Linked DNA regions of Homo sapiens: regions 1, 2 and 3 are each linked to region 4. Evidence: chromatin contacts called from ENCODE Hi-C or POLR2A ChIA-PET data. All regions are on one chromosome and are shown on one strand. The core of a region is the stretch at or near the end of the contact, and the rest is flanking DNA. Distances in the headings are between cores, read along the strand shown. Region 1 holds the start of GRK6 (G protein-coupled receptor kinase 6). Region 2 holds the start of PDLIM7 (PDZ and LIM domain 7). Region 3 holds the start of FAM193B (family with sequence similarity 193 member B). Region 4 has its middle 19 kb from the start of NSD1.

Evidence for each region. A loop is a pair of places that touch in the nucleus more often than their neighbours do. ChIA-PET counts read pairs that join two places held with the same protein, here RNA polymerase II (POLR2A). Pooled maps may share reads with other maps.
Region 1: a pooled map shows a loop between it and region 4 (12-fold over the local background). The contact joins the promoter of GRK6 here to the enhancer-like site in region 4. A Hi-C loop is called at or near these places in 1 of 37 single-sample maps with no recorded cell type and 8 of 50 pooled maps. POLR2A ChIA-PET finds 5 or more read pairs at or near these places in 9 of 52 experiments (A549, OCI-LY7, WTC11 and 4 more).
Region 2: a map of IMR-90 shows a loop between it and region 4 (21-fold over the local background). The contact joins the promoter of PDLIM7 here to the enhancer-like site in region 4. A Hi-C loop is called at or near these places in 17 of 168 maps with a recorded cell type or tissue (A673, CD4-positive, alpha-beta T cell, CD4-positive, alpha-beta memory T cell and 13 more), 15 of 37 single-sample maps with no recorded cell type and 22 of 50 pooled maps. POLR2A ChIA-PET finds 5 or more read pairs at or near these places in 3 of 52 experiments (HEK293, OCI-LY7 and PC-9).
Region 3: a loop to region 4 is called in a pooled map, with 4 times the contacts of the local background. The contact joins the promoter of FAM193B here to the enhancer-like site in region 4. A Hi-C loop is called at or near these places in 2 of 50 pooled maps. POLR2A ChIA-PET finds 5 or more read pairs at or near these places in 3 of 52 experiments (K562, activated CD4-positive, alpha-beta T cell and activated CD8-positive, alpha-beta memory T cell).

Annotation. Positions count from the first base shown.
Region 1 is chr5:177,425,346-177,428,045 of GRCh38, reverse strand. It overlaps GRK6 (G protein-coupled receptor kinase 6), which reads right to left and starts at 1,370. Exons shown (of 16, transcript NM_001004106.3): 1 at 1,149-1,370. The coding sequence starts at 1,200. RefSeq lists a silencer at 797-1,446 and enhancers at 1,157-1,696, 2,117-2,286.
Region 2 is chr5:177,496,270-177,498,969 of GRCh38, reverse strand. It overlaps PDLIM7 (PDZ and LIM domain 7), which reads left to right and starts at 1,366. Exons shown (of 13, transcript NM_005451.5): 1 at 1,366-1,442; 2 at 2,447-2,553. The coding sequence starts at 2,458. RefSeq lists enhancers at 1-492, 711-760, 1,973-2,700 and silencers at 971-1,680, 2,091-2,170.
Region 3 is chr5:177,553,313-177,556,012 of GRCh38, reverse strand. FAM193B (family with sequence similarity 193 member B) reads left to right here and starts at 1,450. Exons shown (of 9, transcript NM_001190946.3): 1 at 1,450-1,764. The coding sequence starts at 1,555. FAM193B-DT (FAM193B divergent transcript) reads right to left here and starts at 1,385. Exons shown (of 3, transcript XR_941274.3): 1 at 1,084-1,385. RefSeq lists enhancers at 1,192-1,341, 1,362-1,521, 1,248-1,751 and silencers at 1,632-1,841, 2,172-2,281.
Region 4 is chr5:177,113,244-177,115,943 of GRCh38, reverse strand. No RefSeq gene overlaps it. Among named protein-coding and RNA genes, the nearest start is that of NSD1, 19 kb to the left of the region's middle. Within about 2 kb of position 1,328, at least 10 of the 41 ENCODE cell types and tissues checked have a DNase peak (open chromatin) inside an H3K27ac peak, as active enhancers do; they include OCI-LY7, where a contact is called at or near this core.

The sequences.
Region 1 (2,700 bases), core at 121-2,620, 310 kb before region 4:
GGTGGGCACGGGGTGCCAGGTGTAGCACCCAGCTGAAAGTTCCTCTGGGCTTCCTATAGACTGTGCCGGTCATCCTGTGTCTTAGGCCCGAGTCAATCACAATCTTGCTGTGTGACTGATGCTAATCCCTGGTTTGAGCCTCAGCTTCCCACATGTAAAATATGGTAGAAAGGTGAAGCAGATGACTTTTTAAGCCTGGAAGCCCAGCAAAGGGTGGAAAAACTGTCACAATCTCCCTCCTTGCCCTGGAGTTCCAAAAAGATGGGTCTTGTTTACTGCTGCTTCCCCAGCACCCTGGAAAAGGTGGGGCAGAGTGGGTGGTCAGTGATCATGTTACTGAGGTGGAGTGTGGCAGGTGGGGGCAGACTGACCACAAGGCAGTGAGGACCCGATCTGGTCCTTCTGTGTCTCCCAGGACCTGCACAGAGCAAGTGCCTGATAACATCTGGGGTGGGAGCCACGAGGAGCTACACACACACTCGGTCCACCAGACTGGTTTCCCCAGCCAGACCTCTGAGCTTACAATACTGACAGAGCAGCATGCTCTGCTCCCACTTCTTTCTGTGTCCGCTAGCCCCACTAGACCATGGGCTCCCTGAGGGCAAATATCCATTCACCTCTGCCCTCAGTGTCCTGAGGCACGGAGCAAGTGGCAGTCCTATAAGTAGCATTTGTGGCCAGGAGTTTCCCCAAGTCAGGTGGGCTGTGCTACGCAGAGGGTCCGTTTATTCATTCTCCAGCTTTACCTATCGCCAACTTTGCGCGGGATTAGGCTAGGGTGCTGGGGTCTGGGCCCCTGGCACGTGGGGCATCTTTACACCTCTCCCCTGGAGGAGGCTTGCCTCTCAGACAGGCTCTCCTGGGGCTCCGGTCCCACCCTTCCCTCTTCGTCTCACCTTCTTTCACTCCTTCACCCCCACCCGCCGCGAGGGCGGCGGCCTGACCCCCGCCCCTTCCTGGGCCCCGAATCCCGGGGGCAGGTGCGGAGGAGGAAGACGACGGGCCGGAAAGGCTCGTGTCTGGGCGGGGTGTAAGGCGCAGGGCCCGCGGGCCTAGGGGATCCGACGGCTGGGTAGCCCTGCGGAGCTCAGACGCAGCGCACTCGCGCTCCACGCACCCGGGCCCGGCCGCCCACCCGGCCGCCTCACCTTCCCGGGCCTTGAGTAGCACCGTGTTCGCTACGATGTTCTCGAGCTCCATGGGCTGTGGCGCCGCCTGGCCCGCCGGGCCGCGCCGCCGGCCGGGATCGCGCGCGAGTGCCGAGGCCGGATGGCGATCGGCGCGGCTCGGCGCGGCTCGGCTCGGCTCGCAGTGACCGCGCCGCGGCCTCCCCGGCCTCCCCGGCCGCCGCAGCCAGCCGCGCACTCTCCGCCCCCTCCCGGGGGCCACCCCGGCGCTGGCCCGCCCTGCCCCGCCCTCTGTTTACCTCATTTGACCAATCACCGGGCAGAAGCTCCCCGCGCCGTCTTCCCATTAGTCTTCCTCTTCATTTTTTCCCCCGCCCCCCCAGCTGGGGACTCGCTCAAAGAAGTACGGGGGCGGGACCAATCACGTCACCTCTTCCTGGTTGGTCTGAGGGCGGGGTTCAGCCCCTAGGTTCGAATTTCTAGGCTTTCGTAGGATACCAAACTGCCAATTAGGGCCGAGCCCTCAGCCGGGACAATGGAGGTGGGTACTCTGGGGCACGCCCAGGAGGCCGAATATGTGATTGGGTGAAGAAGACGTCCGTCATCTCAAGTACTGCATTTTGATTGGGTCGTCGCCTGAAGGTGTGGCCCGGCGGCCTTTGGCTCGCAGACGGCTTTTCTAGGGTTTTGTCGGGGACGCGCTCCGTATCCTGGGCCTCCTGCGGGCTGGCAGCGAGTTTGTTTGGTCCACTTGTGTGGCCGTATTCCCTTGGGTCGGCCCCAATCAGGAGGGCGCACATCGAAAGAGGGAGAGACAGGGAGGAGGCTGCGGCCTCGCAGCCGTTCCCCGACCTCTTGCCCGGTCGCCGCAGGCGCCCCGCCCAGCCCCCGCAGCCGGATGTTGTGATTTCTCTCCACCCACTCGGCCTCGCCTTCCCTCGGCCTCTGCCGCCTTATAAGGCAGCGCTACCACCCCTAGACCTCGGGATGAGTTCACACCCATTATACAGGTGGGGAGCTGAGGCGCCGGACGTCAAGTGGCTGGCTCCAGCCCGAAGACTACGGAGAAAACAAGGCTGAAATCTTACAGCTAATCAACACCTTGTAGCTTAACACCCCGCTTCCTCCACCCCCTACTTCACGCAGCAGGAAACAGGCTTGCCCAAACTCCGCGAGTAAGGCAGAGCCGGATCCATCTAGGCTTCTCTAGTTCCTATGCATTCATTCATCCGAAAATACAGAGCAACACCTCTGTGCCAGGCACCAAGCCAGGTGCTGGAGAACACAGTGATGGCAGCAAGATAGCCAGGCTCCCTGCTTACTTGCTAGAAGTGGAGGGAGCAAGTGAGGGCAGGGTGAGATAAAGGTAATTATTCTGTAAATAAACAAATAGATGGTTTCAGAGAGTGACAACTGCTCTTCGGACGTTAAGAGAGTGTGTGACACTCTCAGGGTGTGACATTTGAGCGGATCCAGTAGAAGCAACAGCAAACGCAGAGGCTCTAAGCCAGACTAAGTGGTGTGTTCAGGGAATAGGAGAAGGCGTCCGCAGCTTCTGGGCCCAGTGGTCTGA
Region 2 (2,700 bases), core at 117-2,616, 380 kb before region 4:
AGTTCCTGGGGAGAGGTCAGGCTGGCCATGAAACATGGGATGCCTTTGCATATAGGTGGTGTTGAAAGCCACAGGACAGTACGGGGTCTCAGGGGGTGAGCATAAAGAGAGGCGACATCAGATGGCCAAGGCCAGAGGCAGAGGAGGATGGGAAGGAGGGGCCAGTGGGGCAGGGGGAAGCTGTGAAGCCAGGGAAAAAGGGTGTTTCGCGGAAAAGGATCAACCTGGACCAGTGCTGCCCCTAGGCAGGGCAGGATGAAACTTAACCACCACGGATTCCATGGCCCCATGGCCTCCAGGCCACAGGGGACCTTGAGAAGAGAGATCTCAGGGGACGGGTGCGGACAAGAGCCCGCCTGGCATGGCTTCAAGAGATAACTGAAGGAAAGCAAGTGGAGACGCGATAAACAGACAACTCCCTGGAGGAATTTTACTCTCGAGAGGAGAATTAAAGGGTAGTAGCTGGAGAGGGATGTGGGGTCAAGAGAAGGTCTTTAACGACGAGAACTCTCACGGCGGTTTGTGCAGAACAGGGTGGGTGTGATGACTGTGGATGGAGAGGGGAGAACTGCAGCGACTCTGTCCTAGGAGGAGGTGATGGGCCGGGACCACCAAGCGAGTGGAGGGTGGACGCCCCTTCCCTCACCCCGACACCCGCATGTGCTCAGTGTCCGTGCCGCCGGCCCTAGTGCCTGGGCTGAACGCGGGGCCGGGACTCTGAGGACGCCTCCCAGGCGGCGCAGTCCGCTCTGGCCAAGGTGGAGCGGGACGCGGCGCTTCCGACGGTGCGCGGGTCGGCTCGGGGTTGCAGGGACATCCGGCGTCCGCTCCTGCCCTGTTTTCCTGCCTTCGGCAGAGCGTTGCGCAACTCTAGCTTTAAACGCCCCTGTCCCCCTCAACTTGTCTCCCCCAGCCCCTCTGATTTACAGATTCTGCAGTCCCCGAGGGTTGCGCCTACGATACCGACACTCGCGGCAGCCCTGCGAGGCGAGTATGATCGTCCCATTTTTCGGAGTAGCAAACTAAGGTTCAGAGACTACTATGTCCCAGGTCGGTCTGGTTTGAAGGTCCGCTTTCCTCTCCCTCCGCCAGCGGGCGGTGCGAGGGACTGGGCGAGGCAGCGCTTCCCTAAGGAGGCGACCCGCAGCCCCGGCCCCCTCCCGACTCCGCCCCGTTGCAGGGCCCGGGTCGGCGAGGCCTCTCAGCTCTAAGCCCGACGGGACTTGGTGATTGGGCAGGACGGAAGAGCTGGGTGGGGCTTTCCACCAGCGGAGAAAGTCTAGTGGGCGTGGTCGCGACGAGGGCGTGGCCTGGTGCCCCGCCCCCGTCCGCGCGCTCAAAGTGGAGGGTGGCTGTGGGGGCGGGGTCAGAACACTGGCGGCCGATCCCAACGAGGCTCCCTGGAGCCCGACGCAGAGCAGCGCCCTGGCCGGGCCAAGCAGGTATCGACGACCGCGCGGGGCGTCTTGGGCTGCACCAGGCGGGCGCCCGGGGCCTGCTGAGGACCACAAAGGGCACTGGGGGTCGTGGTCCAGGCTGTGCTTCCTCCCGCTGGCCCTGGCCCCTGCCTCCGCCCCCGCCCCCGCCTTCCTGCCGCTAAGCCGGCTGCGGCGGGGCCGATTGGCGCCTGCGCCGCTTCCTGCGGCCGGGGCCAGTCTAATGCATGGGGCCCGGGCGGGGGACTAAGGGGAAACTGAGTCACGTCGGTGTGGGAGCAGTTCTGTGTGGGAGGCACCACCCCCCACTGGGCTCGGGGAAGGATCCCCCTCCAAGCTATGCTTGAGGGTCCCAGCCCCCATCTGTCTCCACAGGGGCCGCACCCCACTCCCGCCTTCCCCTTCTTCAGCACCCAGGGGTCCCGCCCTGGCTCCCAGCAGCCTCGACTGGTCCCGGAATGGCTAGGAGGATCCGCTGCAGCCGCCTCCCTCCCCTCCCCTCCCCTCCCCTCCCCTCCCCCCCCCCTCGCGTCCCAAGCCCCCGTGTGCTCCCTCCGCTGGCTCTCCGCACAGTGTCAGCTTACACGCCTTATATAGTCCGAGCAGGCTCCAGCCGCGGCCTGCCTGCCGGGACCTGGGGGCGGGGGAGAGGAGAGCCGGCCCCTGACTCACCCGGCCGCCCGAGGCTCCAGGCTGGCTTGGGGGGAGGCCGCGCCAGTTTAGTCCCTCGGCCCACCCCTGGTTGCAAAGAACCTCAAGCCTGGATTCAGGCACCCCTCACCGTTCCAGTCCCAAGGGGAGGGGGGCTGCTCCTGTCTTTCCAAAGTGAGGTCCGCCAGCCAGCAGCCCAGGCCAGCCTGACAAAATACCTGCCTCCTATGGCTTGGGCGTGCTCAGGGGCTGCCCGTGCCTGCCTGGCCCCTGTCCAAGGCTGGTATCCTGAGCTGGCCCGGCCTGCCTGCCTGCCCGCCCACCATGCTGGCCACTCACCTTCTCTTCTCTCCTCTCAGGAGCCGGCATCATGGATTCCTTCAAAGTAGTGCTGGAGGGGCCAGCACCTTGGGGCTTCCGGCTGCAAGGGGGCAAGGACTTCAATGTGCCCCTCTCCATTTCCCGGGTGAGCCTAGGTTTGGGGAGGGGGCTCCCCCAGCGGTCTTTCGGTGCTTAGGTCTCCAGAGGGTGATGGGGGGAGTCCTAACAGGAGCTGGTCAGGGGCCAGCAGGCCAGGAGATGTCTAGGTCCGGAGATGTAGTGGTACCTGCCT
Region 3 (2,700 bases), core at 201-2,700, 440 kb before region 4:
GCAGTGAGCTGAAATTGCGCCACTGCACTCCAGCCTGGGAGATAGAGTGAGACTCTGTCATTAAAAAAAAAAAAAAAAAAAATCCCTGTAAACTAAGTGGCTGGGTCCAGAGTGTGACATACCCTGAAGCAAGACAGTGAGGGTTTACCGCTGCCCCTGCCAGATCAATGCAAGGGATTCCTGGTGTTTGGTACAGAAGAATAACCATTGACCAGACCTCTTGTTGCCTATTAGAGACCAACAACTGTGCTGATCTGTCCCAAGAAGGACCGCATCTGGAAGAATGCCTGCAGTTGGGGTTCTTACCAGAATAAGTAAGTTTATCATAATGCTCTGTTGTTCTTCAAGGCCGTCTCTCTTCTGTTCTGGGCAAACTGAAGAGGTAATGGTGATGTGATGGGACTCACCCTGCGTCTTTCAAATCTTTGATAGTGGCATTAATCCCTGGGTGAGATAAGGTACTATTTTTGATTTATTTTCTTGGTAGTTAAGGAGAGCTCCAGGGCCTTCCATGTAGCTCTTCCTTTCAAAATAGCCCTTGCCCCATGGGTTAGGAAGCCAGTGTCAGGATTCCGCCCCTGTTGATACCAATAGCAACTCTGCATATAACCACAATTTCAGAGTACATAGCCCAGGCATGAGACAGACTTCACTCAAAACTTTTTTTTTTTAATCTGTGCCATGTACATGTATTATACAGTATATTCACAAAAAGAGGGGGGAAATTCCATTTTTAACAATTAAATACATAATTATTAAGTTTTAAAAATTCTCCTTTGTGTACCACTCCAAAATCCTCTCCTGCACATACTATTTTTTTGGAAACACCTAGTCGTCTCATCGTTATCACACCGGTTGTAACTATGTACCTACGTGTCTACCTTCCCCATCAGACTCGGGAACAAGGAGTCGGGTTTGAGTCCCACTGTCCCAAGCACAGAACGCTGGACTCCCAGTAGACCATATGTTGCAAATAAAGACCTTCGTCCCTTTCAACTCAGGCCGTCCACGAGCCCAGGAGTTCCAACAAAATGATGTACAGCAACCTTTTCCAGGCCTTTATGTTGCCTCAATATTTCTCACCTGCAAAATGGGAATGATCCGTACCTGCCTCGCTGTGCTGTCGGAAGGAGTCAGACGATGGGTGTGAAAGTATTGTAACACTATAGAAATTAATTCACTCATCCATTTAACAGGCAATTATTAAGTGCTAGGGTGGTGCAGCGCGATTACCACCGCATTACACGCGTTCCTCCAGCAGGTTGCATCCTTCCCGTCCCGCGTAGGGGGGGAAGGGCGTCTCCCCACCAAGTTTTTCTCCCAGCGAACTCCGGGTGGTGACCTTATTCAAAATGGCGCAGGCGGCCTCGGGGGCTAGTGCGGCGGCGCGGACTCCGCGTGCCCTCTGACCTGTTGGCAGCAGGCGGAGGGGGGGAACCGGGCGCCGCCATATTGGCTGTTGTCCTGTGAGGGGAGCGGTAGCGGCGGCGGCGGCGGCGGCGGCGGCGGCGGCGGCGGCGGCGTGTGGAGCGAGGGAGCGGCGCGAGCGGCGGCATGACGCGGAGGCGGAGCAGGCCGAGCGGCGGTGCGGGCAGGCGCGAGCGGGCTCGGGCCGCGGGGCCGCAGAAGCCCCAGGCGCCCGAGCCCCCGCCGCCGCCAAGCCTGGAGGCGGGAGCGGGTGCAGGCCCTCCGGAGGCGCCGGCGGAGCCCGACCACGACGGCCCCAGGGAGGATGACGAACCCAACCTGGTGCCCGGCCCGCAGGTAGGAGCGAGCGGGGAGACTTCGGCGGCTCGGGCGCTTTCACCTTCCCCGAGCGGGAGCGGGAGTGGGGCGGGGTTGGGGATGGGCCATCCTGCCGCGGCTGGGGTAGCAGCCTTCCCCCGGGTCCGGCGCCGAAGCTTTCTCCCCCGGGGCGGGAATGGAGGCTGGACCCCTCTCCCCAAAGCCGAGGCTCGGTCCGCGCTCCTGCGACTAGGCTGAAGCTGCTCCCCTCTCCCCGCCGCCTCCGGGCGTTCCGGCCGTACACCCACACTGGGACTGGGACTGGGACTGGGCTGTGATCCCGAGGCCGCAGCTCCGCTCTCGGCCCGCCACCTCCCCCGGGCCCACCTGCTCCCTCAGCCACAGGCCATCTCGGGGCTCTGGGACTGGACGACTGCAGCCTCTTCCCTCTGCCCCCGGGAACGGCTCCACTCCGTCCCCTGCAGCGCCTGCAGCCGCGGCCCCCTCAGCAGCTGTGTCTCCTGGCGCCTCCTCGCCATACCCAGCAGAGCAGTTGGAGCAGACAGCCAGGCTGCCCGGAGGAGTTTTTGGTGGGGTTTCTGCACTGAGGTGGAAACCCAGCAGAACCTGCCCTTCTTCCCTCCCCTGCTCCGCAAGGCAGCCCACCCCGACCTTGAGATCCCAGGTTTGGAGAATCCTGCTGAGAGCGAACAGTAGGAGGATTCCCCAAAGCTTCCAGCTTGCCACCTGGAAGAAGGTCACTTTCTTTTGAGCAAAGGAGATAACGGGAGGTACCCTGCCAAAGTTCACTGAGAGGCGGGGGTGACATGGGCCACGGTTGCTCTGGGAGGGTTGTGGCACTCGGGGCTGGGTGGCTCTCCCTAAGCTTGCTCTGACAAAAGAGTTTTGAGTTGGTCTTTTGGCTGAGCCTGCCCAGGAAGGCAGGCTCCTGCAGGAGTCTTGGAGGGTCGGATG
Region 4 (2,700 bases), core at 79-2,578:
GCCTCAGCATCCCGAGTAGCTGGGATTACAGGCGCACGCCACCATGCCCGGCTAATTTTTGTATTTTTTAAGTAGAGACGGGGGTTTCACCATGTTGGCCAGGCTGGTCTCGGACTCCTGACCTTGTGATCCGCCTACCTCGGCCTCCCAAAGTGTTGGGATTACAGGCGTGAGCCACCGTGCCTGGCCTTTTTTTTTTTTTTTTTTTTAAGACAAATTCTCGATCTATCGCCCAGGCTGGAGGGCAGTGACCTGATCTCGGCTCACTGCAACCTCCACCTCCCGGGTTCAAGCAATTCTCCTGCCTCAGCGCCCCTAGTAGCTGGAATTACAGATGTGCGCCACCACACCCCACTAATTTTTGTATTTTTAGTAGAGATGGGGTTTCACCATGTTGGCCAGGCTGGTCTCGAACTCTTGACCTCAAGTGATCCGCCCGCTTTGGCCTCCCAAAGTGTTGGGGTTACAGGTATGAGCCACCACGTCCGGCCAACATTAGGTGTTTTTTGTTTTGTTTTGCTTTTTTAAGAAAGTCACTCCATCGCCCAGGCTGGAGTGCAGTGGCGCCATCTTGGCTCACTGCAACCTCCGCCTCCCAGGTTCAAGCGATTCTCCTGTCTCAGCCTCCCTAGTAGCTAGCTGGGATTACAGGTGTGTGCCACCATGCCTGGATAATCTTTTTGTATTTTTAGTAGAGATGGGGTTTCGCCATGTTTGCCAGTCTGGTCTCAAACTCCAGATTTCATGTGATCCGCCCGCCTCAGCCTCTCAAAGTGCTGGGATTGCAGGTGTGAGCCACCTCGCCCAGCACACAAGTTACCATTAATAAATATTTCTTTATTGCTGCATGCAAGAGCTTGTAGTGCTGTCTATTGTGACAAGCACACAGTGTGTACTTCATTACTCTGTACTGAATGCATGCAGAAAGGATGTCCGGCATAGTACACGGCACAGAGGAAGTCCTCCATCAAAGTTAGCTCTCTTCCTCTTTAGAAGCTAGGAGGGCCGGGGAATTCAGTCTTGGGAGCCTTGGCTGGGATGGGGGAGGGAAACTGTGGGAACACCGAGGCGTCGTCCCTCAGACAAGCTCTTCCCCAGCGATAGGAACTATCCCAGCGCCTCACCCACAGTGCAAAAGCTACATAAGTGACCTAAACTTCAGAAGTAGAAAGCAAAAGTGAAAGTCTTTGCCCTTGTCCACTCCCAGGGCAGACCTCTGATCTGTCAGCTCAGCAAAGGCAGCACTGCCCAGTGATGGGGGCGGGAGGCTGAACCAGGACTGATGGCCTAGGACAGGCAGCTGCTGCAGCTGTCCTGGGAGACGCACAGACCAGGGTTCAAAACTTGGTTGGAGGCCGCACGTGGTGGCTCACACCTGTAATCCCAGCACTTTGGGAGGCCGAGGCCAGCGGATCTTTTGAGGCCAGGAGTTCAAGACCAGCCTGGCCAAGATGGCAAAACCCCGTCTCTACTAAAAATACAAAAGTTAGCTGGGCATGGTGGTGCGTGCCTGTAATCTCAGCTACTACTCACTAAGCTGAGGCAGGAGAATTGCATGAACCCCAGAGGCAGAGGTTGCAGTGATCTGAGATTGCACCACTGTGCTCCAGCCTGGGTGACAGAGCAAGACTCTTATCTCACACACAAAAACAAAAACAAAATAACAAAACCTGGTTGGGTGATCTTCGGGGTATGAATTGACTTCTGTGAGTCATCATTTTCACCTATAGGCAGGGGATATGAATGGACTAAAGGAGACTCCTTAGATCTCTCCCTAAATCTCCCTCCATCTCTTAGAGGCATCTAGAAAACATTGGTGTTTGGCTTTTGCTTTGGCTGAAAGGGAGGGAGAAGCAGAGGGCTCATGGTGCACTGTCGCCACCGTGTGACTAGCTGGGGAATTGCATGGGGAAGGTTCTCAGGCCCAGGAAAACGTTATCTGGACTGTGGAGTTTGTTGTTGTTGTTTTTTGAGACAAGGTCTATCTCTGTTGCACAGGCTGGAGTGCAGTGGCGCGATCTCGGCTCCACTGCAACCTCCGCCTCCCGGGTTCAAGCGATTCTCGTGCCTCAGCCTCCCGAGTAGCTGGGACCACAGGCGCCTGGCTATGGAGTGCAATGAAGACTGAGATGGGCCCCTGCTGCCAGCATCCTCTTCCACTGCCTACAGTGCTGTCATCTCTGGGGGAGTGAGCAGCCTACCCCTGGGCTTAGGGTACTGGTGGTGCCTTCTCTGGCTCTAGAACTTTTGTTGACTTCTCAGTGTGGCATTCAAGGCTCCTCACAGCTGGCGCCCTGAACACCTGCTCTGTACTTGGAACTCAGAGTGACTTAGCCCAGACCTTCCCCAAGCCATTCTCCCTACTTTATCCTCCCTTCTTGGTCCTCCTGGAGCTCCTTTTGTTTTCTCCCTGACTGAAATGAAGCGCATTTCCCCGGTGAGCATGTTCAGTTCCCGAGATAGTATTCATGGAAAAAGCAACCATTGATGAGTGCCTGCTGTGTGCCCGGTGCTGTGCTGGAGCCTTGTGGGGATTCATTCTACCTACTCTTCACAAACCTCACTGGGCCAATTACTACGATTGTCCCCGTTTTGCAGAAGAGTACAATGAGGCAGGGAAAGGTAAAGCTGTCCACCCAAAGTCATGTAGTCACTGGATGTGACAGAGTCCTGCCTGTAACTGTTAGGCTGCCTAGTATG